2 separate regions of the Homo sapiens genome follow, and region 1 is linked to region 2. The links are chromatin loops, found by intact Hi-C in ENCODE. Cell type or tissue: PC-9. All regions are shown on one strand. Each heading gives the region's core, and the rest is flanking DNA. Links, peaks and the distances in the headings are about the cores only. Region 1 has its middle 170 kb from the start of KCNE4. Region 2 overlaps MOGAT1 (monoacylglycerol O-acyltransferase 1).

Region 1 (16,821 bases), core at 7,512-10,011, 530 kb after region 2:
TTGGATGATGTTCACTCACGTTGAAGAGGGCCATCTGCTTTACTCAGTTCACCAATTCAAACACTGATCTCTTCCAGAAACACCCTCACAGACACACCGAGAAATAATAAGCTATCTGGGTGTCCCTTAGCCCTGTCAAGTTGACACATAAAACTAACCATCACATTACTCAGAAATGTATCTCTGAACGACTTATATTTACTGAGTTAAAGGAGCTTCCTTTGAGATGCCCACTTTCTCAATACACAAGCAGGACTACAAGCTGAAATGTTAAAGCTGGAAGAACCTTTGAAGCACCTCCCTCACCTCAGTTTCCTTACCTGTGTAATGATGGTTGTGTATAAATGAAATATTTTACCTTGGTTCATATAATTTAGAGTAGGAGAAGCCCAGCAATTCCTAAATAGAAACTCCACAGGTACTGCCTTTGTAGCAATACCCATGGTAGCTCTGGGTCATGGCATGTTCATTGCATATGAGTCAACACTTTGCTCTGATGAGACCCTGAGCCAGTATTAGACTGAGCTTCTCCTAAACACTGATGCGCTTATGAGATGGTTTCCTATCAGATTACAGGGTTTATGAGCTGCAATTATTTGTTATATTTTCAAGTTTATGCTTCACAAAGATGACAAAGCTGATTATAACTCTTAAGGCCCACAAGAATAATTGTTGCCGTGAGGCGAGCTTAAGATTTCTGCTTGCATCATAAAGCACACTCCTAATGAGAGATGCAGAATTTTGTAGCTTCTCTGCTTTTTAAAATACATTTTTGATGAAAAGATATTTCATGCTCCATAGCTTCTTATACCTCTGACCAGCTTTAAACTTAATTAGTCCCATCTAAACCAATGTCAGCTGTGTTATGGAGAACTCTTCATGGCAAACTTTCCCATTTGGATGAAATATGAGATGTGCATGGGCACATTCTGCTGAACAAAAAAAAAAAAAAAAAAAAAGCAAAGACTAAATTTCTTGTCTGGAAGCAAAGTTTCTGGAACATGTAACTCAGGCGGCTCAGACAGCAGCAGTTTGTGCTTTATTTTGAAAACATTCCTGCTCGTGAAGAACAGAATGCAAAGGGTAATCAACTTCTGGGACTTTGCAGAAAACCCTTCTGAAAAAGAAGAGAGTGATGAGCAAACTAGGCCCCCACACACCATGGAAATTTTAGAAGTTTTCTTAAGCTGCTTTTCACTGATAAGCTACCTTATGTTTTTCAAGTTCCCATAGTGAGGAAAACATTCAAGTGTGTAGTCTACAAAATTAACTGTCTGGCTAAATCCCACGGAGGTGGATTCTGCAACTCAACCTCCTGCCTCCCCAGACCCGCCCCTCCCTTCTCACTTCTATCCCTTGCTGCTACCCTATAAGGATCTTCTGGAGTCCATTTGCTCTGCTTAATATTCTGTGAACATTACTTGCTGTCTCTGCCTTGTTCCCCTGATTGGGGTACTCTCTGTGTCTTCCTGGCTATCTTGCACTGTTCCTGAGGTACGGAGAGCTATATAGCTTGTTCATATGAAACAAGTTTTAATGAAGACTGTCTTTGGGACTGGGTACTTTCTTCAGAGTGATGTGCATATCAATGTGAATAGGATGTCGTTCCCTCCCTCAAAGTATTCACACTTTAGTGAACTCCAAAGGCTTTGCATTTATTCCAACCCCTTGGAACCCACTTGTTTGCTAAATTCCCACAGCATTTACTTTCAAAATCTTTCGGTTTCTAACTAACCAATTATTGTTGTCTTAGAAAAATTTCCCAAGCTGTCTTAGAACAGTTCCCTGGTCTTTTGGCTGCTGCATTCATGAAATTGAACAAATATATTCCTTAATGTACAATTATTTATTTACAATGTTCTAGAAATTTTGTTTTTTTAAATCAATTAAGTTTAAAATGAACTATTTTATTGCTATTTGAAATAGATAACCAGTCTACAGCCATGCTACCCTGAATGCACCCGAAACAGATAACCAGAATTACTTGCCTTAAATAAGAAGCAATCATAATGAATGCAATGAAAGAAAAACGTTGTTCTTAAATTCTAGTGAAAAGAAAACAATGTTTATGGCAGCCTTATTTATAATAGCCCCAAACTGGAAACAACTCCAATGTCCACACTAGTACAATAGATAAGTTGTGGTGTACCTGCACAATGAAATACTACCCAGCAACAAAAAAAGAACAAACTATTATAACATCCAACTGCACTGAATATCAAAGACATGATAGATAAAAGAGGCAAGGATATGAACTATATGATTCAATTTCTGTAAAAGTCAAGAATGGGAAAATCTAATCTATGGAAATGGAAGTCAGGATACTAGTTACAACTAGAGAGGGGTATTGATTGGAAAAGGGCACAAAAGAACTCTCTGGATGATAGATACATTCTGTATCTTAATCTGTCAATGGTTACATAAATCCATCCATATGTATATAAAAATGTATCAAGCTGTGAGTTTAGGATTAGTTCAAGTTATGCATATTACACTTCATATAAATGTAAAAATGCAAGTGAAATGTGATGAGATCTTAAAAATAATTCCAGCTGAAGACTCTTAGCTTGGAAATCTCTGAGTCTGAGATCTGCTTCCTGTAAAAAAGGAGATTAGTAAGGGAGAGGGGTCTTAAGGACATATTAGCCCCAAACTGAGACTCTTGTCGTATACAGAGGTTGAGGAGAATTGAAAAAGGATGTCTTTCTCATTATTGAGTTTAAATGTTCCATGGCATTATATCCATGTGCCACTCATATTTTAAGAAATTGCTATATGGCATTTCTTACATTTCCTTTTTATGATTAGGTCCAGTCTTTTGACCTATACTAGAAATCCTATGAGAGTGGAGATCATTGCTGATGTGTCTTGCTAGTTTCCCGTATCACTCATTACAAAAGCCATAATTTCCTGGAAAAATAGGCGCTCACGTCATGCTGATAGTTTAACCTACCCTAAGTTAGTTACTCCACAACCGTAGACTGTGCGCCTCCTATTGAATGTGACAGATGAAAAAAGTGTGATGAGTAGCTTCACTAGAAGCTGCTACACCTTGCAAGATAGGGGGATTCCTAGGGCACAGTTTCTTAACTATCTTCCCTCATTCCCCTTTGGACTCACAGATACATTTAAGGTTGTAATGGAATCTATGGGTTCCCTCCTTAGGAAAATGCAAATATGTACACACACATACTGTTTTGCATAAAGTTTATTTCATTGAATTGAAACTTGATTGTCTTCACATAGAATATTTAAAACATCTTTACCATAATATATTTCTTTTTTTGTACAAATTAATGTCTAGTTCATGAAAAATAGGGAAGCTAATCCAAATTATCTATTCAGAAATATAAATGTTAATCTTGTTCAGAAATAAATAGATGGCATTATCATTTTATTGATAATAAGATAAAATCATAAAGTAATCTTTGATGTGTTATCTTTGACATGACATCAGTCTCAACTTTGTTTCTTTTGGCAACATGTCCTGAAAATTGTGACTCATGAAAACCTTTAGTAGCAAAGGTAATTGGAGCCCCATAGCTTGCTTTGTCAGGAGAGATTAAGGAAGGGAACAACAAAATTTCAAAGATTCTTCATCACATAGTAGAATACAAGTTCATAAAGCAGGAATCCTATTTTGTTCAGTGCTATATCCCCAGTACCTAGAATGGTACCCAGCACATGGCAAATACTAAGTAAACATTTGAATAAATAAGTAAAGGGATTCCTTTTTCCAGAAGTCTATGAGATTATTTCTGGAAAGCCTTTCTTCTTGAATTTATGTTAGCTGGGAAAGGATTACGAATCTTTATTTCACATTTATGGAAGTCTGAACTGAAGGACCTTCAGAATCCTTTGGGGTTTCTGGCACTTTATCCCTTTGACTTTAGCCTGTACAGGCTCTCCTCCTTCATTAGAAAGTTTGTCCTCTCCAAACTCCCAGAATAGCTGCCCAGACAGAAGAGTTGGGCCCTTCTTCCATCCTGAAAATACAAAGCATTTATATTGGGACATATCCAAATTTTGCTGAAATTGTAGACTTTTGCAATTTAACCTGCCCCTGAGAAGAAGCCACACTATTGGATGTATTTCCAGGTTGGGTAACATAACATTCCTTTGGCTTTGCTGGTTTTATACTTTGCAGAAAGGTAAGAGACCTTTTCCAGAAAGAGGATACACTCATGACATTTCAGAATGAAAGTAAAACCTTAATATGCATAGCTTTGTAGTATTCCCTTTTCTTTGACATTTTCCAGCCTAAAAAGATCAAGGCAAACAAAGACTCATGCCATAATTAAAATGATGAGTTTTTTAAAATTCCTACCCTGATGAACAGTATTACATGAAAATAATGGCAGCTATACATTTCTTCATTGTATAACATCATGTCTCACATTGTACTTCTTCGATAGAAAATAGTAATATAATTGCAAAAAGTAGCATTCAACTCTCTTACTTACGAAAATAGTTTCCAGAGCAATAGAAAGAAAATCAAAGAAACATTACTAATGAGTGTTCTCTAGTTCACAAACCTTCTGGAAACTCCTCCATGGACCCCAGGTTAGAAATGCAATCTGAGCTCAAGTCTTGGCAACAGAGGTAAAGGGAACTCTATAGGGGCTCCAGACTCCAAAAGGTGGAGAAAACTGCATTAGCAATCCACCTAAGAATAACAGAATTATTGGAAGTTGGGACATAAGGTTCAAGAAAGAGACTCCCACATCGGGAAGCAGCTGGTTTTACTACCAGTTTTACAGATACTCTGGGTAGTGTCAGTCAAGTCTCTGCCCTTTTTCTTTTTCGTTGCTTTCTCTTCTCTCCCTTCCCTTCCCTTCCCTTCCCTTCCCTTCCCTTCCCTTCCCTGATTGGCATTCATATCTCATACATTGGAAAACAAATCTCATAGCATTTAGCTGTTATACATCATGTCAATAAAATGGGCCAAAAGTCCAAACTTCATCTGTATGCCAATGAGAGACATAGACTTTAAGAAACATTCAGAGTAAGTTTTAACTGTGGCATCAGGTAAATTGTGATGTGGCTCTGCTATCTTCCCCACAATGATCCAAACATTCCTCCCTTCCCCAGCTTCTGCCCCTGTGACCCTGCCTTGAAGGTATGGTTCGACCCTATGCTCTCTGTTAAACTAATTTCCAAGCAGCTTTAAATTTCTCATCCCCTTGATATTAACATGCCATTAATTGTAAGATATGTCACTGATTTTACAGCTTTTTGTTGGCAGTAGAGGGTGGCGGAATACTACTACATTAAATGTAGACATCAACATTGATTGCAAAATACATTTAGATTTTAGAAATGAGAAATTATGAAAAGTATTGTAGAATGGATAAAATATGTTATTGCCTTTGTTAGGACAACACATTTTAATGGGGGGAATTCTAGCCTCTGATAGATGTGTGAGAAGGAAGAATATTTTCATTTGGGATGAGAAGCCTTCCTTCTGCACCTCCTCATTTCATACCATTTGGTAGGCAACTATCTGTCTTCTTCTACCCTAATTTCTTGTAAGCCTGGTCTGGTGAGTTGCTCCTTTATTATCTTATGGAATTAATAGGTTGTTAATAAAAGAAATATTATTTAAAAATGAATCTGCATATGATGTGTGTGAAAATTTAGAGATAAAGTTAATCTTATCTTAGGCGATGGCCTAATACTTTCAGGAGGAAGCACAAGTCTCCTTCTGAGATAACGAGCTAGAAGCACATTTGCAGAGTGTCTCTACTTCTTCAACATTTCACACATGAAAATCATAAGGAAGTATTGGTAAAATCAGATCTTTTGATTTTCAGTTATTGCCCTTTCCACCCTGGAACAAATGATATATGACCATCTCTTTCCTGTTGGTTAAATAAGTTGTGCTTTTAAAAGGAATGTACTGCTGGAGAATAAGGGCTGCAACTCACTGAGCTCTGATCAGATCCTTTTGAGGTAGGAAGTTGAGGTAATAGAGTTATCACAAGGAGGCACTGTGGCGAGGCACGGAGGGAAAGGGGACTGTGGTTCAGGGTGGGCAGGGACACTGGGATCCGGAGACAGAGCAGAGGCATCGTAGTGGGGAGAGGAGTACTGCAAGAGGGGAAGTGGGAGAAGGCTGATGGCCAACATTTTGCTCAAATCAGTTCTACGCACATCTTTTTGTACTTAAAAAAAAATGCACAGAAAGAGACAAATACGTCTGAGATTACCGTTCTATAATTTTTCTTCAGTACTACCAATTTGTAACCTGGAGGTGGCATATTTAGGGCTTGCAGATTTTATGATCTGCCCTCAACATGATCCTGTGCTGGTGTGACTCTGAGCCTGGCCTTAGGAAGGTGTTTGCTTTGATATCTGCTTGAAAACAGAGTGAAAACACTCTGTTAATGACAGCTTGTTCCCAGCTGTTTGCCATGGGATAATTCTTTTTAGCCATGCTTCATTTCAGCTTTATGGGAGCACTAACTGACCTTCGGAAGTACACATTAAAACTATACCTGTAGTCAGAACATGGAAACACAATCCTCATTAGGTTTATAGTGGCCTTCGAGCCCAGAAATTGATTTCCCTGCACAGTAGCTCATCCCCAGAACTGTTGGATGTAGCATTGCTATTCTCATTTTAAACATGAGGAAATGCCCAATGTGGCCAACTGGCATACAGTAAAACAGCAGTTGCCAATGTGGGGTGGAGGGCAAATTTGCAAACATTTGGCAATGTCTGGAGACACGTTTGATTTTCACAACATGTAAGGCATGGGCTACTGGCATCTAGTGGGTAGAGGCCAGGGATACTGCTAAAAATCCTGCCATGGCAAGACAGCCCCTGACAATATAGAATTATCTGGCCTCAAACATCAATATTGCTGAGGACAAGAAATCCTGCACTACTAGGATTTGGATTCAGTTTCTCTGAATTTGAAGCCCAGCCTTCCTACTACATGGTGCAGAAGAGATGATTCCTTTTAGTATATCTTCTATTTCCAAAAGGGGAGGTGGAAAAGGTGAGGGCAGAACTTGATCTGCTCCAGAAAACAACGGGGGATGGAAAAATCATTATTGACAGTTTCCTCTGCCAGGCACTGCTCTAAGTACTTTGCATGGTTTATTTCATTTAATGTGTTAACTTAAGAATCACAAGATCTATAAATTTAAAAAAGGAGACTTTATTTCTTAAAAAGGGTTACAGCTTGCAAGGTGACCATCCCACAGGCCGGGAAGCGCAGCCTCCCGCAAAGACTAGAGAAAGGCATTTCAAAGGAGGAGAGGTTGGAATAGGAGCTTTATGCTGACCAGGTTGACTAAATGTACATATTCAAGAGGTCACAGGAAGGGCCACGAATATTCATGAAGGGGGTCCTGATGCATGCCTATTTAACAAACTTGCATGTTACATATGACCCATGCTCAAGTTGGGGTGGACAATTAATATTTACATGTATTACAATTAGGCACCATAAGTCAAAAAGTCTTTTTGAGACATGAAAGCACTCAGTGCACACCCTCTGTAAACTGGCTAGGACCAGTCCATGGTCAGCCATCTTGTTATCAGTAAAAAATTACTGAAATCAGTCTTTAGTCCAATCAAAGCTGCAGTTATGGTTTGTGAAACAGAGGGCTAGTTAATATGTCTAGTGGTGGATGATAATTGTTTTAATATTGCTTATCTTGAGGTCAGTGTTTGTTTAGCTGCTAGAGAAAAAGAAAATCCTTGTGGCACTTAGAACATAGTTTATTCTTTAACCATAGGGGTGTGTGGCTTATCTTTTACCTGGCATGGCTTTAGGTCCTGTTTATAATTTGGTATCTTTTTGCCACAAAGAGTCTGTTCTGACAGTCTTATGATCTCTATTTTAACATTAACACTGGTCAGATGTGTTTAAAACTTGTTGAACCTGCAGCCTTCAGGCTACATGCAGCCCAGGGCGGCATTGAATGTGGCCCAACACAAATTCATAAACTTTCTTAGAACATTATGAGTTTGTTTTTTTGTTTGTTTGTTTGTTTTGTTTGTTTGTTGTGTGTGTGTGTGTGTGTTTTTTTTTTTAGCTCATCAGCTGTTGTTAGTGTTAGCATATTTTATGTGTGGTCCAAGACAGTTCTTATTCCCATGTGGCCCAGGGAAGCCAAAAGGTTATACACCCCTGGTCTAAACATAAAGGGAGGGGGGATAATGTGGTATGTCTGACCTCCCACCCTGTCATGTCTGCAAACAGATTTTTAAGGTTTCTCTGGAGTGCCCTTAGCCAAGAAGGGGTCTGTTCAGTTCGTTGGGGGTAGGGGTAGGGGTAGGGGTAGCGGTGGGGGGAGCTAGGGTTTTATTTTTAGTTTACAAATGTTAAATAAGTATAACTCTATGAAGTAGTTGCCACATAAGTCACAATAAAGTTAAAAAACATGCAAAGATCATGGATCGAGGGATGGACTCACATGGATGTGTTGTTTCTCAGAAGAAAGTTGGAGGAGCCAGGAAACTTTATGTTTACATTCAGGTGCAGAGAGCAACACTAATCATACCAAGAGAGGATTCATCTGCCCACTTTCCTGCCCCTTATCCCAAGGGTAACACTTACTCACTCTGTCAACATTTGGGATGCCAGGACTTTTAAAATGCTGAGTAACTCTACATTATTACAGCATTTCATTAAATCTAAGACACCGTTGGTTGTAAGATGCACTGTTTATTTTATATACCAATAAGAAAAAAAAGCCACATAATCTGTATTTGTAAGACATTACCAATTCTCAGAGATATATTTCTATATTTTAAAAACATGTATCTAACAATTCAGTGCAATATAGTAAATACCAATCCTCTATGACATGAGGCTGTGTTGTACAGAATACAATGGGGCATGAGAACTATCCTTGTCCTCAGGAAATAAAACAAAAGCCTTTATAATCATGTAAACCATGTTCATAATCATGTAAACAATATCAGAGCCATTGACTTTGCTTACTTCACTGCCAAGTTTTAGACCAGTGCCTGACACAAACTAGGTTCTCAAAATGTTAGTTGAATGAATGAAAGAATGATTGTTTTAGAAGTCTCCCTTTCTTTCAACATTTTTTTTTCCAGGTGAGAATACATCTAGGTTCTTACACTTACTTTCATGTTCTGAGCCTACAAAGGAGCAAAACTTTGGGTTTAATTCAGAAAATAAATGGCCATGGAAAAGGATGTTAACCAGCAAGCTGGAAGGATTCTTCCCTAGACATTTTACAGCAAGTGCTTGGGGGTCTCATCAATCTTTTAGACAAGGGTCAGGTTTAAGGATGAAAAGTGAAAGCACATGTGCCTCTGGTGACAGCGTGCTGTGGTGGTGCTTTGTGTGCCATTGATATACATCATCAATCTTCCTTCCTTGCATTGCCTAACACTCCAGTTGGAAGTTCAGGCAAAATTCTGGGATGCTGAAAGGACTGTAGTCTCTGAAATAAAAATTTCTGAATGGGCATTATTTGCATCCTTTGACCTTGTCATTCTACTTCTTGAAATAGTTTCTTGAGAAAGCGAGTCCTTTGTTCACCAGATATCTATTGAACGCTTCCATGGCAGATACCATTCTGGGCACTGGGGACATGGTGGTAAGTGAGATGGACAAGAGCCTCTTCCACTGAGGCTCATATTCTACAGGAAGGGAGACAGATAGACAACAAACCAACACTATCATAGAGTGATGTGTACTGTGCGGAAATGTAAATAGTATAGTTGGAAGAGACTTATAAGAGCTTACTTTAGACTTCAGACCCTGAATATGTCAGGGAATCTTTTCGAATGACATAGCATCCAAAATACATCAGCTTAAAGCTAAAGTGCACCAACCCTGTACAGATTTGGAAGTAGCATTTCAGGAAGAGGAAGCAACTGGTAAAAAGGCCCAAAAGCAGGAACAGGGGTGATCAACGTGTGGTGGACAAAGAGAAGAGTTTTTTGAGAGGATGGTGAGGAGGGTAGAAGCTGGCTGTGTAGGACTTTATAAGCCAGGGTCAGCAGTTGTTCAATCTCATCAAGTTGTATACCTTAATATCTGTAGATGTTTATGCATGTGCGTAATATATATATTATATAATTTTTAAGCATGGTAGTGACATTATCTGACTTTTACTTTTAAAAGATTGTTTTGGTTTGGCATAAAGAATAGATTGTAGAGGGAGCAAAAGAGGAAGTAGAGACACCAATTAGAAATCTGGTACAGTTGTCCAATACAGAGGTGATGATGGCCTGCCCTAGCACAGTGGCAATAAAAATAGAGAGATGATGGATACAGGATATGTTTTGCAGCTGAATAGATAAGACACATTGATAGACTTGACATGAAACTAAATAAATTTAGGATAACACCTAAATACTTACTTTGAGCTGTTTTATGTTGGCAACTTTAGAGGAAGAATGGGTTGCAGTGGCAGGAGAAGGGCATTACGAATTTTGTTTTGGTCTTATTACATTTGTGATGCCTATTAGACATATATTTTAGATATTGAAGAGACAATTATATATGAAAGTCAAGAATTCCAGGAAGAAATCAGGCCTGGAGATAGAAATTAGAAGTCATTTTTATATAAATGTTATCTAAAGTCTGTGACAAATGTTGCTGAGTACATAGATAAGAAAGAGGGGAGTGGCCAGCAGAGTGGCCAGTCATCTGTGGATGACTCCAAAATTTAGTAGTTAAAGAGAGGTAGAATTGCTAGCAAAGGAGAACAAGGAGGAACAAATAGTGTGACAGGAAGAATATGTTAATTCAAAACCAAGAGAAGAAAGTGTTTCAAGAAGAATGGAGCATTCAGCTGTGCCAAGACATTGGAAATTAAGGTAAGAAGTAGTAACTGATATTGGATTAAGCAAAATGAAGATCAATGGGGACTTCGACAAGAGCATTCCCTCAGGTAGGTACAGAGGGCAAACTTTATTCAAATGAGGGAATGAGGGAAGAAAGGAAGGGAGGGAGGAAGGGAGGCAGAGTGGCAGGGAGGGAGGGAAGGAAGGAAGAAAGGAAGGAAGGAAGAACTGGAATAATAGAGACAAATATTTCAAGAAGTTTTATTTTAGCTAGATGGATATATGGGATAAAGGGAGGTTTTATTTTTCAAAGTTAGTTGGCCATTTTTTATGTTGATGGGAATGACTCAGTAGAGAGGCAGCTGTCAATAACACAAGAAAGAGAAGGGGTAATTGCAGAAGGGAAGTCTTTGAGAAGATGTAGAAAGATGATGAGCTCCAGAGTATTGCTGGAAGTGTAGGTCATGGTTAGGAGTAGGAAGATTTTATCCAATGTAACAGGAGGCGAGATTATGAGAAAAGATGTGAGGCGAGGGGCTTTGCTGAGGAGAAGATGGAGGCATTGATTTTTTCTTTCGGTAAAGTACAAGGCAAGGCTATTGGCTGTGAGTGAGATGGTCAGATGGGGAGCAGATTGTTGGAGAATGTGTGAAACAGTTTGAGGCAGTGGGAAAGCAAATAAATTAAGGAAGTACAGTAGGATTGCTATGCTGTGTTGATTGCTTTTTTGAAATTTATTATCATAAATTGTAAGAGAGACCAGACAGCACTGTTGTATATTTTTCTCACCAATAGTCAGCTGCTTGGATGCACCACAAGCATATAGTTGGGTTTAAACAAGATTGGAGCTTTGTTTGGCATGGCAGTGGTGGGAGGAGGGGCAGGGAGGTAGAGTGTTTTCAAGACAATGATTAGAATGATGGACAGGTGCAATTTCAGCTGTGTGGGCCGCAAAACTGTGGGCTGATGATGGTATGTAGTAAGCAGCTTTTAAAATGGCTCCTAATTAGCCTCGCTTGTGGGTATTCACATTCAAGCAATTCTCTCACCTTGTGCGTGGGCTGGACCTAGTGACTTGCTTCTAGTGAATAAAATATGCTAACGATAATTGGCTGCCATTTTTGAGAATGTTACAAAAGACTGTGACTTTGGTCTTGGTAACACCCTCTCATCTCATTTGCTCACTCTGATAAGGAAGCACTCATGTTGTGAGCTGTGCATTGGGAGGCCCACATGACCAGGAACTGAGAGTAGCCTCTGAACAACAGCCAGTGAAAAACTGAAGTCCTCAGTCCAGCAAACTGCAAGGAACTGAATCTTGTCAACAACAGAAAGCAGATTCTTCTTCCATCAAGCCTTTAGATAAGACCACTGCTATGGCCAGCATCATCATTGAAGCCTTGAAAAAGACCCAAAGCTGGAGGACCCAGTTTAGTCGTGCCCAGATTTTTTACCTACAGAAACCACACACACAAAAAAATGTTCATTGTTTTAAGCTATTATGTTTTGGTGTAATATGTTATGCAGTAACAGGTAGCCAATACATGACATGGTGACAGAATGAGTGAGTCAAAGTGCTATAGTGGCTGAAGAACTGCTCAAGTGGTTGTGCTAGAGCAGCTGAGGTCAGGAAACAGTGGTCACAGAGGGGAATGCTTGAAGTTAAGACTTCAGAGGTGATGCAGATAGTGATAACAAGATCAAAAGGATGACTACAAAGATGGTGGCTGAGATGAGATCAAATAATAGATCTTTGGAAGTTAGAAGACCAAGAAACCTAGAGATCAAGATGTTACATTTATGTGGATGTTGGTAATACCAAAAGTAGTAATGGGAGAAGAACTGAAAAGAAAGATGAATGTAAAATATTAACTTAGTCAATTGATGAGAAGCCATGGTTGGGGTCCTGAGGACAGTAACCAGGAAAAGTGATGGCTTCCGAGGAAGTAAGCCCCTGTTATCTTGGGTGTTCTTCCACCTTGGGAGGTGAAGTCCATCTCCAAGATACTTGCTGCTCCCCGTTCCTAGAAGCTGGACCACGCACCTATAGCCTGTGCTCTGATAATGATTCTAAGTTGGCAAAATGAAGAAGCATAGAGATATTGCATGCATTCCAGAAATGGTGATGACAGCAGCTCCTTCTAGTTTCTAGTGGCAATGGTGGCGACAGTACCAGTATTTAGAATCCAGTCCCAGGGGCCAGGCGCGGTGGCTCATGCCTGTAATCCCAGCACTCTGGGAGGCTGAGGTGGGCGGATTACGAGGTCAAGAGATTGAGACCATCCTGGCCAACATGGTGAAACCCTGTCTCTACTAAAAATACAAAAATTAGTTGGGTGCGGTGGTACACGCCTGTAGTCCCAGCTACTTGGGAATCTGAGGCAGGAGGATCGCTTGAACCCGGGAGGCGGAGGTTGCAGTGAGCAGAGATCGTGCCACTGCACTCCAGCCTGGTGACAGAACATGACTTTATCTCAAAAAAAAAAAAAAAAAATCCAGTCTCAGGGAGGCTGGGGATAGAAGCTGCAGGTTCTGTGTGCAATTGTGTGTGGAAACAGCAGGGAGTTCACTGGGACAGAGCCGTTCCTCCAGTGAGCTCTCCAGGCTTCCTGGAGATTCTGTAAGCTGCCAATAAATTCACTTTTGGCATAAGTTACTATAATGTACTTCATCTGCTTACAACAAAGAATCCTGACTAACATCCAGTAAAATATGATGCCATGAACATCAAAGAAACTGAGGAATGTAAGATGAGAGGACCATATAAAGGAGCTGAAGAGGAAATGGTTTTGCCAAATCACAGACAAAGCATTATCATAAGTTTGCTATGAAATGTATCTATGAGGATGTTCATTTTAGCATTATTTATAATAGCAAAATAGGGAGTTCCTTACGCAAATGGTAGCATAGTCAAAAATTGTTCTCTATGGGACCTAGAAATGGTGTGCTGTTGGAAAACTAATGATATGGAAGAGTGTTTAAGATTTGTTGGTAAATGAGAAGAACAAGGCTACGGGATAGTATTTGCAGTGTGATCACAAATTGGTTTATAGAACTATAGATACCTGCATAAAAATACTAGAGGTGTATATCACCAATATCTCTGGAAAATAAGATTATAAGTCATATACATTTTCTTCTTTGTGCTTTTAAGTATCCTTCGAATCTTCTGCAATGAACAGATTTAAATGTTCTGATTTTTTTTAAGTTAAAACAAAAGCAGGACTTTTTTTCATAATTTCAACTTTTATTTTAGATTTCAGGGTACATGTACAGGTTTGTTACCTGGGTATACTGTGTAATACTGAGGTTTGAGGTATGAATGATTCTGCCACCCAAGTAGTGAGTGAAGTGCTCAATAGGTAGTTTTTCAGCCCTTCCCCCACTCCCTCTTCCCCCACTCTAGTAGTCCCCAGTGTCTATTGTTCTCATCTTTATACCCACGCGTACGCAATGCTTAGCTCCCTCTTATAAGTGAGAACATATGCCACATTTGGTTTTCTATTCCTGTGTTAATTTGCAAAGTGAGAATTTTGATGGTGAGTATTCATTCTAAAAGCACACTGGGGAGTTGGTCTGGACTTTCTTGGTTGTGACCTGACCCCAGGAGGCTAGGGATTCCCACCCAGAATTCCGTGGCTTTAGTGCTCATTGTGTCATGGCATGCCTCCCTAGAGATGCAGAAGCCTACCATGGCCATCAACCTATCTACACTGACCAAGAATGGAACTTTGGAATCTTCTATTTGTCTAGGGTATATCTCCCTTAGGTGACAAGAGAAAGGACAGAGTGAATCTGGAATGGTTGTCCTTTCAAAATCAGGTGTGGAAACACCAGCTGTGCTGAAGAATGCACTTGGCCAGTATCACTAGTCCTAATTCTCAGTATAGATTCACAGGGTAGTTTTTAGATTTTTTTTAAAAACCTACATTTTCTCCTTGTTCAAGGAATTAGTAAAGATTTCTTTTCTTGAAACCTGTGGTTTAATCTCTGTGACATTATTTTCCAAAGGTGTTTTGAAAGCCTTTTTTTCTCATTGAAGGAAAGCTTATGAAACCCTGTTTATCTTGAAAAAAGTCTCTCTTTATGATAATACAGTACAGAAAGAAGAAAACCCTCCCTCAAAAATTAGAGCAGTGTTCACTCAAGCAAAATGATTCACTCATTTAATCCTTTTTTGTGCTTCAATACAATAAGATTAAAAAATCATTTAGCTAGGTCAAGGTTAATATGCTTTAAATTACATTATAGAAAAAGATAAAATCTATTTTGTCTATATATTTCAACAGCAGGACACAAATTTTTTTTTTAATTCCATATAAGATAAGATTCATGTGCTGTAAACAATACAAATGGGCTAAAATGCATTGTTTTTATAAATTTAACTTAATATAGTCAGTTGCAGCTGTATGGCATCTGACCTTGGAGGACTGAACACAAAGAACCAAACTTTGAACTTTCACATTACACATTTTCTTTCAAATTTGGTGAATACAATACTGCACTATCCTCACTAGAAGTTGGCTCTTCCTGGCTTTGCTTTTTATGCACCACAGAGAATTTTTGAGGTCACTATCAGGAGGGGACCCAGACTTCCTTCTGATATCCAGAACTAGTGCCCTGGTACATTTTCTCCAACCCAGTGATGAAATCTATAGTATCAATGCCTCAACTTCAGGAATTTTGTAGTGGAAGAACATTGGCCATAGCCTCCTTAGAGGTCAACCCAGAACTAAAATTAGAGGTGCTACGATTGTCAAATTTTATTTTAATTGTATTTTTTTCAGGGAAGCAGACATGGTCAACATTCAGGCCATGTAAGTCAATACCCAGGTAAGGAATTCCAGATAAAGTTGCTCAGAAGAGAGTTATCTGAGCAACCCTATCTGGAATTTGCAGTTGCCTGCAAGTTTTAGGGACTGTACCCATGGTCTGTGTGGAGTGCATGATGGCCTCTGTGGAAGTAGGCTACACCAGGCCTCACATAAATAGTTATGTGTGTCCAGAACTAGCCCTGGAATGCTGGTTTCTGTCGCAGAGCTCCTGTTTTAAAACTTGAAAGCTGTGCCTAAATCCAGGGTTATTTCATGTGTGCAGAAAGTAAAGAAATTTCGTCATTATTGTTTTCATTATTATGGATGCAGGATATAGATCCTTACAATTTACTTCTTAGTTAAATACATCACAAGACCATCTTACTCATAAATAAGATAGTTTACCATTTTACTTATAGAGAAAGTTTATAGCAAAACTTGTTGGACTTTTCTATGACATTATGGGTTGTTCTGTTAAGCCAATGGATGAAATATCATTTTTTAATAGGAATGCTTATAAACATTTAGATGACTTTCTATGTTTTGAGCTATTAATGTAGTGCTTTTATGCAGCATTAAATAGTATAAAGCGGTGCTTGCCTAGAAATCCCTGACACAGCTCTCACATTCTCAATATAATACAACAAAATGAGGAAAATCCACAGTAGTTTCAAAAAAATGAGATTACTAGCGAATCTATCGGCAGCATCTCGGGTGGATTATTCAATAATTTCAAGGCCAATGGAACTACACAAAGAAATTATGGCCACCAGAGACAAAGTGATTCCCCTGCAGAAAGGTATGAAGACATTCAGTCCTTCTGTCCCTGACTCAAAAGCACAGAGTGTTTTAACAATCAGAAACCAAGGCAGCTTTGCCTGGAGGCTAATTTTTGTGGGAGTCAGAGGGTGTTTGCTCAAGCCCAGAGCTGCCAATACTTTGTACTCATGTATGTAGAATTCTCCTTACCAGTAAGAGAGGATAATAGCATGTGGCTTCCTGGTAGATGCTGCTTCTATAGTGGAAGCACTATCAGCAGTCAATAAAAGATGATATCCTCAGAGTTTCATCGGGTACCTGAGCTCAGATATATAATGACATTTTCATTTATTTGGTTTTATTGGAAATGTAACATTTCCTCTAGCCTTTCAAGTTTGTTACCACATAATTACTGGTAGTGTTAACATTTATATTACAATTTCCAAGACAGTTTATCTATCTTCCT
Region 2 (16,821 bases), core at 6,131-8,630:
CATGTTTATGCCATGGCACTCCAGCCTGAGTGACAAAGTGAGACCCTGTCTCAGAAAAAAAAAAAAAAGAAACAGACTTTAGATTGGTAATTGCCAGTGGTGGAGCTGAGGGAGGAATGGGGAGTAACTGCTTAATGGGTAAAGGGTTTTATTTTGAAATAAGGGGATGTTTGGGAACTAGATGGTGGTAGTAGTTGTACAACATTGTGAATTAAATGCCACCAGAGTGTTCTCTTTAAAATCGCTGGTTTTTTATGTTATGTGAATTTCACTTAAATTAAAAAAAAAAAAAAGGACCAGGCGCAGTGGCTCACGCTTGTAATCCCAGCATTTTGGGAGGCTGAGGTGGGTGGATCACCTGAGGTCAGGAGTTCTAGACCAGCCTGGCAAACATGGCGAAACCCCGCCTCTACTAAAAATACAAAAATTAGCCAGCCATAGTGGCACGTGCCTGTAATCCCAGCTACTTGTGAGGCTGAGGCAGGAGAATCACTTGAACTCGGGAGGTGGAGGTTCAGTGAGCCGAGATCACACCACTGCACTCCAGTCTGGGCAACAAAGTGAGACTCCGTTTCAAAAAAAAAAGTGAGTGAGGGACAGCTTCCTCAACAATCTGGAGAAAGTAGAATCTATGAGAGCTAAGTGAAAACAGAGTGCCATTGATAGGAAGCCAAGTTGTGGTTTTTAATCCAGAATAGAGATAAATCAACCCAGCTAAAATTCAGGCCTTCAACTCAACTTGGTTTGTGAATCTAGACAACTTTTAAAGTTATCAACATAAGTTTCGAGAGCTGCACAATGTAACAGCGTAGACCTTTGTATCTTCCTCTTCTCTTTGAACTCCAATTTAGAAGAATCAGATTACCCTGAATTGCTTAATGAGATAAAAATAGAAAATAGAGGTTATCTAGTCACCTAGTTTTTATAGTGTTTTCTTGTTTCAATCCCGTTTAGAATCAGAGGATTACAGGGCCAGGTGCAGTGGCTCATGCCTGTAATCCCAACACTTTGGGAGGCCTAGGTGGGTGGATCACCTGAGGTCAGGAGTTCAAGACCAGCCTGGCCATCATGGTGAAACCCTGTCTCTACTAAAACTACAAAAATTAGCTGGGCATGGTAGCACATGCCTGTAATCCCAGCTATATTCGGGAGGCTGAGGCAGGAGAATCCCTTGAACCCAAGAGGCGGAGGTTGCAGTGAGCTGAGATCATGTCATCGCACTCCAGCCTGGGCAATGGAGTGAGACTCTGTCTCAAAAAAAAAAAGAAAGAAAGGATTACAAAACTATTGTGATGCTCTTTATGATTTGAAACAAAAAATGTATGCAGTATCTAGAGTGGGAATTTAAATTAGAACAACTTCTTTGGATAGCAAAATATCAAAGTGTATCAGCTGACAAAGATGTTTCTGCTTAGCCATCCAGTATCTTACTTCTTTTTTTTTGAGACAGAGTCTTGCCCTGTCACCCGGGCTGAAGTGAAACGGTGCAATCTCGGCTCACTGCAACCTCCGCCTCCCAGGTTCGAACAATTCTCCTGCCTCAGCCTCCCAAGTAGCTGGGATTACAGGTGCCTGCCACCACGCCCAGCTAATTTTTGTATTTTTAGTAGAGACGGGGTTTCACCATGTTGGCCAGGCTGGTCTCAAACGCCTGACCTCATGATCCACCTGCCTCGGCCTCCCAAAGTGCTGGGATTGCAAGCGTGAGCCACCGTGCCCAGCCGTATTTTACTTCTTATTATCTTATGGAAGTAAATCAAAATGTGGGCAAACTTTATGCAAGATTACATTTATAGAGAAAAATTGTTAGAATCACAGATATTTAAAATGAAGAGAATGGTTGAATTAGCACTGGTAATCAATAGAATATTGATCAGTCGTTAAAAATAACATTGTAATACCAAACAGCTAATGTGAAATAATTGTGATAAAATACAGAATATTTAAAAATGTGTGGTCAGCCATATTAAAGAAACATAACCTGTTCATAGGGGAAAAAAGGCCAAAAGGAAAATTTTAAGAGTAATTTTTGTTGAGTGACAGGAACTTGCCTCATGTCCCATCTGCAGCTACATTTTGCAGTCTCCAAATGTGTAATAGTAAAGAAAGTTATTATAACAGTGGCTCACATTTGATGAATACCAGTTCTGTGCCAGGAACTGTACACCCTCATGTTATTTATTCCCTTTGTGGCATTTGGAAACAGGAGCTGTCATAAGCCCATTTTACTGGCAATGGAATTGAAGATCAAGAGCTCATAGAATTTGTCCCGGGTCAGGAAGCTAGACAGTGGCAAATTCCAATTAGCAGTTCCATTCCAGACCTACATCTTAACTATTATACATGCAAAACATGTAATGAGCATTAAAGAGATATGCAGCATGTATAGAAAATAAAAAATAGACGTTATCTAGTTACCTAGTTTTTATAGTGTTTTCTTCTTCTTCTTTTTTTTTTTTTTTTTTTTGAGAGGAGTCTCTCTCTTGTTGCCCAGCCTGGAGTGCAATGGTGCGATCTCGGCTCACTACAACCTCCGTCTCTTGGGTTTAAGCGATTCTCCTGCCTCAACCTCCGAAATAGCTGGGATTACAGGCACCCACCACCACACCCCACCAATTTTTGTATTTTTAGTAGAGACAGGGTTTCTCCATGTTGGCCAGGCTGGTCTCAAATTCCTGACCTCAGGTATCCACCCACCTCAGCCTCCCAAAGTGCTGGGATTACAGTCACGAGCCACTGTGCCCGGCTGTGTTTTCTTCTTTTGATGTAAAACATGTAATGAGCATTAAAGAGATATGCAGCATGTATTCAGGTAGCCGGGGTTCGGTTAGTGAAATATTGAATTAGTAGCTTGGGGACATTATTTTTGGATCTGTTCCTGGCTCACTCTATGATTAAAATTAGGTCAGTTTGCTTTTGGTGTCAGTTTTTCCATCTTTGTAGAAAGGAAAACAGAACCTCCCACTTGCCTGCTTCTTTATGCTTACGAACCTGCTTAAGCACCTGTAATAAGTTAGTCTACAGTGTTATTACCATTAGCTGGAGGATAGCGTGGCTTTGTGAAAAAGTGCATGGATTTAAGGATTAGGCAGATCCAGCTGCAAATCCTTTGGACGCTCAAATTCCCTGAGCCTCAGTTTCTACAACTGTAAAATGGGGCAATAACGTGTACCTTGGGGTTTCAAAGAGGAATAAATGAGATGCCCTATATACAGTGAAGGATAATCGTTCTCCACTCAATAACTATTCTTTCCCTGCCCTATTTCACTGTAGCTTATCTGATCAAACTTTGAGTACAAAAGAATGAGGCCCACATGTTTCCTGTCATTTTTTTGCACATCTTACCAAAATAAACAGAAAACTAACCAATAGTGGCAAATCATCAGTACTCAGATCTGGATAGAAGAAAGCAGAGGAAGCAAAATGGAATGATCCTGGTAGGAATGAGGGCAGAGGGCACTCTTTACAGCATGCTTTGGACTCATGGAAGCTTTTCTGGTGGGTCCAGAAGGTAACAGGATACCCCACAGAGGTGTGGAGGACACATGCTACCTTAACCTTTCATCCAGTCTTTCAACCTTTAACCAACTCTGGAGAGAGCAGCAAGTCAGTTTCCTGACTGGGTTCAATGATATATCTGAGAAATTTATTGATTTATATGTATCAAGAAATATAAATAGTCCAGGTGCTGTGGCTGACACCTGTAATCCCAACACTTTGGGAGGCTGAGGCGGGTGGATCACTTGAGGTCAGGAGTTTGAGACCAGCCTGGCCAACATGGCAAAACCCTGTCTCTACTAAAAAATACAAAAATTAGCTGGGCGTGGTGGTGCGCGCCTATAATCCTCGCTACCTGGAAGGCTGAGGCAGGAGAATCGCTTGAACCCAGGAGGCAGAGGCTGCAGTGAGCCAAGATTGCACCCATGCACTCTAGTGTGGGCAACAGAGTGAGACTCCATCTCAAAAAAAAAAAAAAAAAAAAAAAAAAGAAAGAACAAGAAAGAAAGAAAAAATATATATAAATGTTGTTTTTGGTAAAACATGTATGTCAGTATATATGTATATATTTCAATAACAGATTAAACGCTATTTCTCAGATACTTTGGTGGATCATTTGGGGACAGGGTTGTCTTTAACAAAGTTGATTGGCAGTAGATAAGAGTTTGGGGGTGGAAATGAACCCTAGATTGGAGACTGCAGTGTGTTATAGAAGAGAAAGCAGCAACGGCATTCCTTAAAGTCATAGTAGCTGACATTTAGTGAAGATTTGCTATGTGCCAGGGTTTATGTCTTCATGAACATTCTCTTGTTAGCATGTTTCTCTTTTCATAATTTTTTAATTGTAGTATATAACATAGACATTTAAAAAATGTATAGCTGAGCTTCATGTGTTACTTGAAGGTAACCATTCTTGTCACTACAACCCAAGTCAAGTTTTGACAGTTTTTGCCCCGTGTATTTTGAAGCTATGTTATTAGGTGCATAAACAATTAGGATTGCTCTCTCATTATCACATGTTGCAAGAAGTGATGCATGCTAAGATCTGAAGAGTCCCACCTTTGCTATTTCTGTCTCTGACAGTAGAGTTCCTGAAAATGAAGTTTGTTGCTAGAATGTGCCCTCTTTGTGGGCACATGAATAATGGCTGCTTGGTCAAGGTAGGAAGATGGAATTTTCTGTAGTAGGAAATTCTCTACATCCCTCCTGTCGGTGATGATTCTTCCATATGTTCACATAGGGGAGCCAATGTAAAGCTATGACTAAGTAGTTAGACCTTAACATCAGACAGATCAACCACTTATATGCTGTGTGGCTTGGGCAACTCACTTAACCCTTCGATAAGCTTCCATTCTCTCTTTTTTAAAAAGAACATTATGGCTCAGTGTTTCCTCTACCGATTCCTTCCACCTCCCCCTTCAAAAATAAAGAGTACTGTGGCTACTTTATTGGTATGTGGCTATACGACGATTAAATAAAAATACCTTGGCAGGGTCCATAACACGATGCTTGGCATATAGTAAACACCCAATAAATGTTAAATAATACTGTGTCATTACTGTCTTGTTATATTACCTTACCTGAACTGAGGCTCAGTTTGACATATCTTATATGTATTAATCCCCCTGCCATGGGCCACTGCAGTGAGCAGATACTAACAGACTGATTCCATGAGACTTTTTCTTTTCTTACAGGGCCGATGTCCATTGGAATCACTGTGATGCTGATCATACACAACTATTTGTTCCTTTACATCCCTTATTTGATGTGGCTTTACTTTGACTGGCATACCCCAGAGCGAGGAGGCAGGAGATCCAGCTGGATCAAAAATTGGACTCTTTGGAAACACTTTAAGGACTATTTTCCAATTCATGTGAGTACAGTTGTTTTATAAAGTATTATTTTGATTTAGGAGAAGAGTGGAAATTTGTTTTCATCACATATATCTCAAGCTTCTTTTTCAGAGGGGATGTCTTAGTCTGTTTTGTGCTGCTGTAACAGAATACCAAAGACTAGGTAATTTATAAAGAAAACAAATTTTTTTCTCACAGTTGTGGAGGCTGGGATCTGGCAAGATACCAAAGATGCTGGCATCTGGCAAGAGCCTTCCTGCTGCATCAGCCCATAGCGCAAGGTAGAAGGGCAGGAGAGGGCAAAAAAGAGCAAGAGGGGGTTGAATTCATTCCTTTATAAGGAACTCACTCCCAAGATAACAAACCCACTTCTGTGATAATGGCGTTAATCCATTCACTCTGCTTTCATTCCTAATTACCTCTCATTAGGCCCCACCTCCCAACACCGTTGCGTTGGGGATTAAGTTTTTAAACACTTACTTTTGAGGGAAACATTCAAACCATAGCAGGGAGAAAGGCTGCAATTTGGTTCCAATTACTAAATGAACTGTAAGCTGACTTGACAAAATCTAGAAGGCTATATATAAAGGGATCTGGGCTCAGAAGATAGTTTAGAAATTTGGAAACAGCTCCAACCCAGGGAACAAAAATGAGTCATGTTCTCCATTTTCTCTTGACATAAAAACTAGTCCTTTTGTTTCTCATTGGAAAATAATAAGGGAAGTTTCTTTTTTTTAAAATCTCAATATGAATGTGCTGTAGCTTATCAAAACTCAAGATTTGGATCCAAGTCACAACTATATATTTGGGTTTCACCCCCATGGAATAATGGCAGTTGGAGCCTTTGGGAATTTTTCTGTAAATTATTCTGACTTCAAGGACCTGTTTCCTGGCTTTACTTCATATCTTCACGTGCTGCCACTTTGGTTCTGGTGTCCTGTCTTTCGAGAATATGTGATGAGTGTTGGTAAGTGATGGCAGATCACTGTTTCCACAGTGCTTTGGGGTAGCAGGAGCACACAGAACATTCCCTCCCAGGCCCATGTGTGTTTATGGTCTCTTAGAGTAAAACCTGTTTTATCCTCATCTGGCACTTCCTATGGTGTCTGGGTGTTTCCTGCCCTCCCCCACTGGACTGTAAGTGGCAGAAACACAAACTGTGTCTTCTTTTCTGTTCCATCCCAAGTATCCAGCATGGTGCCTGGAACATAGAAATGTTCAATGAATATTAACACAATGATCAAATAAAGTAATGAATGCAGTTTGTGTATTCAGATGTAGAAAAAGAAATCAGGGATCAAGTAAGTGACAAATCACACCCTTGGAGAGGCACCATGCATGCTGTTACGAATACTAGAAATGGAAAATGTCTTTCATTGTGTCTTGAAGTAACAGCAGTGATAAAACTAAGCATATTCAACTTGCTGTCTTCCTAGATGAAAAATAACTTGGCTCAGAAATAAGAGTCCAGGCCGGGCGCGGTGGCTCACGCCTGTAATCCCAGCACTTTAGGAGACTGAGGCGGGCAGATCTCTTGAGCCCAGGAGGTTGAGACCAGCTTGGGCCACATGGCAAAACCCTGTCTCTACAAAAAATGCAAAAATTAGCTGGGCATGGTGGCACACATCTGTAGTCCCAACTACTCAGGAGGCTGAGGTGGAAGGATCACCTGAGCTTGGGAGGTCAAGGCTGCAGTGACCGGAGATGGTGCCCCTGCACTTCAGTCTGGGTGACAGAGAGAGACCCAATCACAATTAAAAAAATAAATAAAAAGAGACGAGGGCAGTGACTCACACCTGTTATCTCAGCACTTTGGGAGGCCGAGGTGGGGTGAATCACTTGAGGTCAGGAGTTCGAGACCAGCCTTGCCAACATAGTGAAACCCCGTCTCTACTAAAAATACAAAAATTAGGGCATGGTAGTGGGCGCCTGTAATCCCAGCTACTCAGGAAGCTGAGGTGGGGGAACTGCTTGAACCCAGGAGGTGGAGGTTGCAGTGAGCCAACATTTTGCCACTGCACTCCAGCCCGGGCGACAGAGCGATACTCCGTCTCAAAAAAGAAAGAAAGAAAAAAAAGAATTGTTCATGGTCCTCTAGACTTTTATTACGTCCTATTAATCTCTCAAGTCACTACTGTCATTATATACCTGGTAGCATATCACTAAGCACCCAGGTACCAGAATTCACCGCTGAGTTTTCAGGTTGTTTTCAAAGTCCAGCCTGGTCCCGAGGGCACACTAGAGGGCGCACTAAACCCTCCAAGCTACCGGAAGATCCGGCATCTGGCCTGCAGAGGGTGCACTATCCCCCTCTTAACCACCGAAAGTGGGGTTGGGGGGGAATTACTTCTCTTCCTTGTTTTGTATACATTGTGTTAGAGTTTTATAAAAGGAAGACAATTACAGAGAAAAATGTTTAAATTTCACAAAAGCACAGAAACATATTTAAAGTGTAATGTTTGCTTATTCAAAGCATTGCCGCAGTGAGTTTGAGTCGTATAGTTAAGAGCAGGTTTGGCAAATTCATGGACAAGAGATGTAGGTACCCCCTTCTCCATAGCCTTATCAGACACATATACTCCATCTTAGAGTCTTTCTCCGTATAGTGCCCCTACAGCCACTGCAGTTTACTAGAGTTGGCTTTGGAGAGGAAAGCTGTTTGCAATCCCTGGTTTCTTTTTATTTATTTATTTTTTATTTTATTTTATTTTATTTTTTTTGAGACGGAGTTTCGCTCTTGTTGCCCAGGCTGGGGAGTGCAATGGCGTGATCTTGGCTCATTGCGACCTCTGCCTCCCTGGTTCAAGTGATTCTCCTGCCTCAGCCTCCCAAGCAGCTGGGATTACAGGCTTGCACCACCATGCCAGGCTAATTTTTTGTATTTTTAGTAGAAACGGGGTTTCACCATGTTAGCCAGGCTGGTCAAGAACTCCTGACCTCAGGTGATCCACCCAGCTCGGCCTCCCAAAGCGCTGGGATTACAGGCATGCACCACTGCGCCCAGCAATCACTGGTTTCTGACATCATGAATAGTTTTCTGTGGTACAACCTTCAGTTCCTTAAAAGGTAAATAGAAATACTCAAACTTTCAGCCAGTGGAGGTTTGGACTATCCTTGTTTCTAAGTCTAAAGAATTATCTATACTTCCCAGAACCAGCTTCCTAGGACAGCCCTTGGTCCAAGGCTGCCCCTCTCCACTGTGCCTGCCCAAGCGGCTGCCTCTCTGGGTGTGAAAGACTGACAGACATAGGCACCAGACCTCACGTAGTAAGGAACCATAGGGCTTCAGAGGGCCTTTGTTGACAGCAGTCTGTTTTGCTCTTACCCAATAGGATTCTGCATCTGTAAGTCCTTTTAAATCCCACCTCCAACCCATTCCTCTTGTCCCATTTTGGGTGTATCTATACCTATCAGGTGTCAGCCAGAGCCAACTGCGTTTCAGGTTCATACTTCTTTCTGTTTACCCCTTAAGGCTGGACAGGTAACAGAATCAGATCACAACAGCCTTATATACCATACAGAGGACTTTCGATTTTATTTTGTAGATAAGCCATGGGGAACTTGGAGGGATTTTGAGCAAAGGAGGGATCTGATGGATTTGGTGTGATAGAAAGATAATTCAGGCAGCAGCTTGGAACGTGGTTACAGGCAGGTAGGCCTGGAGACTGATGATGGAAGCGGCCTGTTGAGTGATGAAGGGAGAGGTGATAAGGGCTATGCTAACAGTGGCAATGGCACTGGAGATACAGAAGAGGAGATTAATATCAAAAATATTTGATACAGTCTCTAAGACTTAATGATTGATTCATCCTCATGAAGTCAGTAACTATTTTGTCATTATTATCAATACTTAGCCCAGTACCTGGCCAGTAGCAGGTGCTCAATAAATGCTTTTAAATGAATGAATGATCAGTCAATGTGGTGGCTAAGAAAGGAGAATGTGGCTACATATGGAAGAAGCTGTGTTTTGACCAGATAGATGATGGTCCCATTCACCTTGATAAATAATGTTGGAAGAGGGACAACTTTAAGGGAGAATTTAATGCATTCGGTTTGGAGACGTGTAGTTTGAGGTGTCTTAGAGCTGTCACTGTAGAGCTGTCAATTGGGCATTTGGAGATATGGGCCTGGAACCTCAGGAGGAAGATCTCCTGACAGATGGATTTGGGAGAACTCAGCATACATAAATGGTAGTTGAATCCATGGGTGTAGATGAGGTTAGAGGACAAGAGAGATAAGGAAGGACCCCTAAGAAATAGCAGCATTGAAGGATGGCCTGAAGACAAGGAGCCTGAGGGAAAACGGAGGAGTGGCCAGAGGCAAGCTAGGAGAGCCAGGGGTGTGGAAACCCAAGAGGCCCTCTTCCTGGTGGAAGAGATGCACCCAACTCTCACTCAGGTTCACACAGAGCAGAATGGCATGTCTTGACCTCAGTGAAGGTTCAAACCCATCTAGGCAGGCTCAGGCTCTCTACCTCTAACCCAGCATCCTCTGCCTCTTAAGAGGGCAGTTGGTCATTCAGAATCCTGTCATAATTCCTCCCATAATAGAAACCCAGAGTAAAATTAGCATATCATTTTCTTCAAGTGATGAGATATGCTATGTCTTTATAAAGACTGTCTAACACTTTCTGTTATGACTAAATAAAAATGGATAAAACCCAGAATGGAAAGAAACATAAGACATTAAAAAGTGATTATTTCTGAAATGTAGTTCAAGACTGGTTTGTATGTTTGTCTTTATTCTTTCCTATATTTTCCTCCAAGAGTATGTAGAACATGTGAAATCTGAAAAGGAATCTTTTAAGTTATTTTTACATGGGAAAGCCTGAAATACAGACCGAACAATTATCTAACTGTTTTAAATGAACAATTTACCAAAGTCAGACTATACTTATTGGAAACATGTAGAGATCTGGCAAGTGATCTAGGTTGTCAAATGTCTTGTTTTTTTTTTTTTTTTTTTTAACCATTTTGTATTAGTTCATTTTCACACTGCTGATAAAGACATATCCAAGACTGGGAAGAAAAAGAGGTTTGAAAGACTTACAGTTCTACATGGCTGGGGAGGCCTCATAATCATGGTGGAAGGCAAGGAGAAGCAAGTCACGTCTTACATGGGTGGCGGCAGGCAAGGAGAGAGCTTGTGCAGGGAAACTCCTCTTTATGAAACAATCAGATCTCATGGGACTTATTCACTATCACGAGAACAGCATGAGAAAGACCTGCCCCCACGAGTCAGTTACCTCCAACTTGGTCCCTTCCACGACATGAAGGAATTGTGGGAGTTGCAATTCAAGGTGAGATTTAGGTGGGGGCACAGTCAAACGATATCACATTTATATTATAAATCCAGGTTTGGAAAATAATGATCCATATAGAATATCTGAAAACAGGCCATTATATATTCAGAAAATCCACTGCAGCCTCTTGGAGAATATACTTTTTGGTTCTGTGTAAAAATTCGCCATGATAAATATCAAGGCCACCACATACAGCTGTGCAGGTTGTGCACTGAACAACTCCAGGGGCAGGGGATCCTTTTACTTAGAATGCAATATAAATGGTGTCCTCTAGAGTTCAGTAGTGCACAACCTACCTAAACAAACAAGTGGTAGACCTAGTAATGACTGAATGACATTTTAAAGACCTAGCCCATTACCTGCCAAGATGTTAACTTATTAATAGAATACATTACTAAAGATTTGGCTATGAAAAATTACAAACTTACAAAGTGCTCCAAAGGTAAGCAGTGTAGGAAATTTTGTTAAATGTTTACTATTGTCATGGAATATTATGATAAAACATTGTAATATTGTTAGAAAAGGATAACTAGTTACTTTTTGTTTTATTCACTAAGGGCTGGTTTCAGTTTCCAAGAAAAGTGTGTCCTACATGGTAAGCAAGGAGGGAGGTGGAAACATCTCTGTCATTGTCCTTGGGGGTGCAAAAGAATCACTGGATGCTCATCCTGGAAAGTTCACTCTGTTCATCCGCCAGCGGAAAGGATTTGTTAAAATTGCTTTGACCCATGGGTAAGTGGCTTTTTGTATAAAGTAGGGGGTCAGAAAAGTTAAGACATTATTAAACAAACCACGAAGAAGTAAGGTGATTTTCTAGCCCTTAAAGACCTCCTCCAAATCGATCTGACAGTAAAAGCAGGTGTGGATGTTCTTGGGGAATGGAATATGACCTTTTTACTACAGTAGCTCAATGCCATGACATTCAGCAATTAAACTTAACTCTAAAAGCAAAACAACGAGAACAACAACAAAAACCAACATTCTATATATACAGTGTAATTTTCCAGCCAAATCAACAGTGGCCAAAGCTATAGATAAAAGAGAAGTTTCCTGGAACCCTAATTTTCTATAGAATAAAATCCTGTCAATGGCTAGCCTGCTGAAATTCCTCCCTAAAGAATGTCAAGTTTAAGACAGTTTCAATGAACGTGAAGTTAGCAATATAGGAAGGCTTGGGCACATTTAAAAAATTTTTCAGAAGTTGTTGCAAGAGTCAGCTAAACAGAATAAATTATTTGAATCCTTTTCATTGAAAATTCTCACCCGTCCCCTTTGTTATTGCAGCGCCTCTCTGGTCCCAGTGGTTTCTTTTGGTGAAAATGAACTGTTTAAACAAACTGACAACCCTGAAGGATCATGGATTAGAACTGTTCAGAATAAACTGCAGAAGATCATGGGGTTTGCTTTGCCCCTGTTTCATGCCAGGGGAGTTTTTCAGTACAATTTTGGCCTAATGACCTATAGGAAAGCCATCCACACTGTTGGTATGTACATAAAATAACTACAACTATTAGCTTACTTTAAGCAATGTTTCTTGTTATTGATTGAGGTGCTAATGCAAGGGAAGTGGCTTTGAGTAAGAACTTCCTGAAACAATAATCCTGTAGATGTTATTTGAGTTTTGTTTCTGGTATTCCTTTTATTTATGAAATGACTACATTTTCCACTAGAATAGGAATTGATTACTTTCAAGAATACTGCTATTGCACTACAAGTAAAATCCAATTTTCAAAATAAAGTTTCTAATACTCTATAATGAATCTATTTCTCTGTGCCAGCCAATTATAGCATAGCAATTCTTTGATGACAAGTCATATCAGAGTTTACAGATAGATGAACATTTCTGTATGATAAGTGTCCTCATTATGTTCAGTTCACATAAGCATCAGTTTCTATAGCAAAAGCTTTTTTTTTGCAGCTAGCTGTTTTATATATATTCTGCTATTCTGCTATAGACTTATTTTTTTTTTATTTCAGTAGGTTTTTGGGGAACAGGTGGTGTTTGGTCACATGAATAAATTCTTTAGTTGTGATTTCTGAGATTTTGGTGCACCCATCACTGGAGCAGTGTATACTCCACCCAATATGTAGTCTTTTATCCCTCACCCCTCTTCCACTCTTTCCCCCGAGTCCCCAAAGTCCATTGCATCATTCTTAATGCCTTTGTGTCCTCATAGCTTAGCTCCCACTTATGAGTGAGAACATACGATGTTTGGTTTTCCATTCCTGAGTTACTTCACTTAGAATAATGGTTTCCAATTCCATCCAGGTTGCTGAAAATGCCATTATTTCATTACTTCTTATGGCTAAGTAGTAGTCCATGATGTTTATATACATATATCACAATTTCCTTATCCACTCAATGATGGGCATTTGGGCTGGTTCCATATTTTTGCAATTGCAAATTGTTCTGCTATAAACATGTGTGTGCAAGTATATTTTTCGTATAATGACTTCTTTTCCTCAGGGTAGATACCCAGTAGTGGGATTGCTAGATCAAATGGTAGTTCTACTTTTAGTTCTTTAAGGAATGTCTACAGTTTTCCCTAGCGGTTGTACTAGTTCACATTCCTACCAGCAGTGTGAAAGTGTTCCCTTTTCACTGCATCCACACCAACATCTATTATTTTTTGAATTTTTGATTATGGCCATTTTTGCAGGAGTAAGGTGGTATCGCATTATGATTTTGATTTACATTTCCCTGATCATTAGTGATGTTGAGCATTTTTTCATATGTTTGTTGACCATTTGTATATCTTCTTTTCAGAATTGTCTATTCATGTCCTTAGCCCTTTTTGATGGGATTGTTTGTTTTGTTCTTGCTGATTTATTTGCATTCCTTGTTGATTCTGACTCTTAATTAGACTCATTTTATTTTAAAAAGCTGCATGTTTGGGAGAATCCAGTTGAGGGAGGAGGGTGAAGACCATGTTGATAAAAATACTGAGGAGTTGGCCAAGTGTGGTGGCACACACCTGTATTCCTAGCACTTTGGGAGGCTGAGACAGGAGGAATGCCTGAGCCCAGGAGTTCGAGACCAGACTGGCAACAAAGCTGGACCTCATCTCTACTAAAAATTTTAAAAATTAGCGGGGCACCATGGCATGTGCTTGTAATCCCAGTGCTTTGGGAGGCTGTGGAAGAAGGAGCACTTGAGCCCAGGAGTTGGAGGTTGGAGTGAGCTATGATTGTGCCATGACACTATAGCCTGGGTGACAGATCAAGACCCTATCTCAGAAAAACAAAAACAAAAACAAAAAACCCAGGAGCAAAGTATTTAGCTCCCTCAGATTGGAAGAGGATTGGAGAGCTAAAATGAGAATGTGCTGAGCCAGGCACTAATAGCAGAATTACTAAAACTATAAACATATTATGAAGCTGGAAGTAATATGTTCACCATGGATAGCCCATTAAGTAAAATTCAAATATAGTCAAATATTGTTTTAGGTCTGTTTTGCTAGGCTAGGATTTTACTACCATCAGTTTATAAGTGCTTTCCATTTAATATGCAATCACATGACATTATTTTTCCCACAGTAATTACGTTTATTATTATTAAATCTTAAGTATCTGAAAGGTATAAATGTGGGTCAAATGGAAGAAAATAGGAACTGAAATAAAACTATTGCAGACGCACATGAAGAGTGACTTTTCTGGTTTTCAATCTCTCTGAAGGGAATATTGAGGAGAGTAATTCTGATATGGAACTGAGTTGGGGATATATTTCTTTCCTGGGAGAAATTCCTGTGGAAGGGAGACAATTATCAGAATCTTTTTTTTTTTTTTTTTTTTTTTGAGATGGAGTTGCACTCTTGTCACCCAGGCCGGAGTGCAATGGCATGATCTGCAACCTCCGCCTCCTGGGTTCAAGCAATTCTCCTGCCTCAGCCTCCCAAGTAGCTGGGATTACAGGCATGCACCACCACACTCAGCTAATTTTTTGTATTTTTAGTAGAGACAGAGTCTCACTATGTTGGCCAGGCTGGTCTCGAACTCCCGACCTCAGGTGATCCATCTGCCTCAGCCTCCCAAAGTGCTGGGATTACAGGCGTGAGCCACCGCCTGTACAGAATCTTTTTTTTTTTCCTTCAGGTCAGATGGGTAATGTGCCGATGTTGTAACAAGGTTCAGAGGGTGGCACATTTCACATGTGCCCGTGAGCACCCAATCTTCACGCTCATGAACTACAGAAGGACCGAATTATCAGACTCTTAATGGACACAGGAACATATGTTTATAAGACATTGAGATTCTTATGACAAGAGACATCCCTGTAGGGAAGCAGGTCATAGACATAGCAGATGGGGTTTTAGTGAGAGACTGGAAAATGAATAGCATGAACTGAAATAAAATAAGGATTCCTTGTGCATTTGGTAGTACAATCTGGGGAGTAATTGCTAACTTCTCATGGACTAGTTGACCGTCAGGACAAAAGATGTTACTTCCATGTATTTCCTTTACTTCAAAAAGTTTCTCAATCCCCCAAGTGTAAGGGTGACATGGAAACAGGGAGGTGACATTAGATGTTGAGAAGAAAGCAAGCTAAATGTTATCTCTAAGCCAAGAAGGTAGACAACATTATAGATTTCTGAGGCTGGTTGGTGGCATATAAACAGGACTTCTTGTGACTGGTAAATATGTATATGGACCCTATCTCGGAAATGCTGGTGATCCTGAACAGGAAACATGAGATTCCATCTTGTACTAGTCAGAGAGATAGTCTTTCCTGCTTATGTTCAATTTCCCAGTGTCTCGAGTAGCCCTTGCACTGGCCTCACTTTCCTACTCTGTTGTTGGTAGTCGCAGCTGGAGAGTCAATCACCTTCACCTAATGGTTCAGGGAGGCTAATGGAGGGTCTCCGGCTTCACCATTGCCACCCTCCTCTCACACACATACCACCTCAACTCTCAGCAGTTCTTTGAGAAAGCCTTTCCATGGAGGATGGTCACACAGCCTCTGCTTCTTAGGGTAGTGCCATCTATTATAATATCAAAGAGTTCAGAAGAGTAAGGAGTTCCGTCCTTCCATAGCCAGGCCTTGCCATTGCCCGGGTGGAAGAGCCCTGTCTGATAAGAGTAGAAAAACTCAGAGTAGCTTTGAGACACAGCAAACTCCAGCATTTCTTGTGTGTTTATCTTTGGATGGTAGAGTTCTTAGCAATGCAGATATATTTACATTTTTGCCAACTTTCACTGTCTTTTTTTTTTTTTTTTTTTTGAGACGGAGTGTCACTCTGTCGCCAGGCTGGAGTGCAGTGGCACGATCTCTGCTCACTGCAACCTCGGCCTCCCAGGTTCAAGCAATTCTCCTGCCTTAGGCTCCCAAGTAGCTGGGACTACAGGCATGCGCTACCACACCCAGCTAATTTTTGTATTTTTAGTACAGACGGGGTTTCATCATGTTGGCCAGAATGGTCTCGATCTCTTGACCTCGTGATCTGCCTGCCTCAGCCTCCCAAAGTACTGGGATTACAGGCATGAGCCACCGCTCCCGGCCAACTTTTGCTATCTTTATAGAACTGGTAGCATTTGTCCCCATACACCTATTTTTCTGGACATAGGTTGCACCTGTGTACTCCAGCTTTGTTGCAGAGCTCATGACAGAGTTTTTCAGCCACATGCTTCAGACTTTCTGCAAACTTCATGTTCTGGGCTGGAGGAGATTTGACCTGTTGGGAGATATTTCTTTTTTTTTTTTTTTTTTTTTTTTGAGACGGAGTCTCACTATGTCACCCAGGCTGGAGTGCAGTGGCACAATCTCTGCTCACTGCAAGCTCTGCCTCCTGGATTCAGGCCATTCTCCTGCCTCAGCCTCTTGAGTAGCTGCGACTACAGCTGCCCGCCACCATGCCCGGCTACTTTGTTTTGTATTTTTAGTAAAGACGGAGTTTCACTGTGTTAGCCAGGATGGTCTTGATCTCCTGACCTTGTGATCCGCCCATCTCAGCCTCCCAAAGTACTGGGATTACAGGCGTGAGCCACCGCGCCCAGCTTCTGTTGGGAGATATTTCTTAATATTTCTTCCTTTTACGAGATGGTGTCTTGCTGAGTATTCGAGAGCTGGTATTAACTGAAAAACTGGAGCAGAAATGGATTTCATATGACATTATTCTTAAATGCTGTTTAATTAATAAAATGGAATGTTAACAGACTTGATCAGTTAGGGTA

The links. Hi-C counts contacts between places; a loop is a spot of excess contacts. Peaks named below come from ENCODE experiments on the same cell type or tissue, not always from the same donor. Only the 100,000 strongest peaks of a DNase experiment are listed, where the experiment ranks them.
Region 1: it touches region 2 in a loop (3-fold over the local background); 2 of 110 quality-filtered maps call a loop at or near these places.

What each region holds. Positions count from the first base shown.
Region 1 is chr2:223,214,052-223,230,872 of GRCh38, forward strand. No RefSeq gene overlaps it. Among named protein-coding and RNA genes, the nearest start is that of KCNE4, 170 kb to the left of the region's middle. RefSeq lists a silencer at 8,380-8,674. In PC-9, for the core only: no CTCF peak of the experiment used is centred there; a DNase peak (open chromatin) is centred at 8,580; H3K27ac peaks cover 672 bases.
Region 2 is chr2:222,683,152-222,699,972 of GRCh38, forward strand. MOGAT1 (monoacylglycerol O-acyltransferase 1) reads left to right here. Exons shown (of 6, transcript NM_058165.3): 2 at 5,193-5,371; 3 at 6,114-6,318; 4 at 11,211-11,385; 5 at 11,938-12,137. It overlaps LOC124906151 (small nucleolar RNA U13), which reads right to left and starts at 14,849; the gene lies at 14,745-14,849. RefSeq lists a silencer at 5,460-5,662. In PC-9, for the core only: CTCF peaks have their summits at 7,610 (motif pointing right) and 7,816; a DNase peak (open chromatin) is centred at 7,640.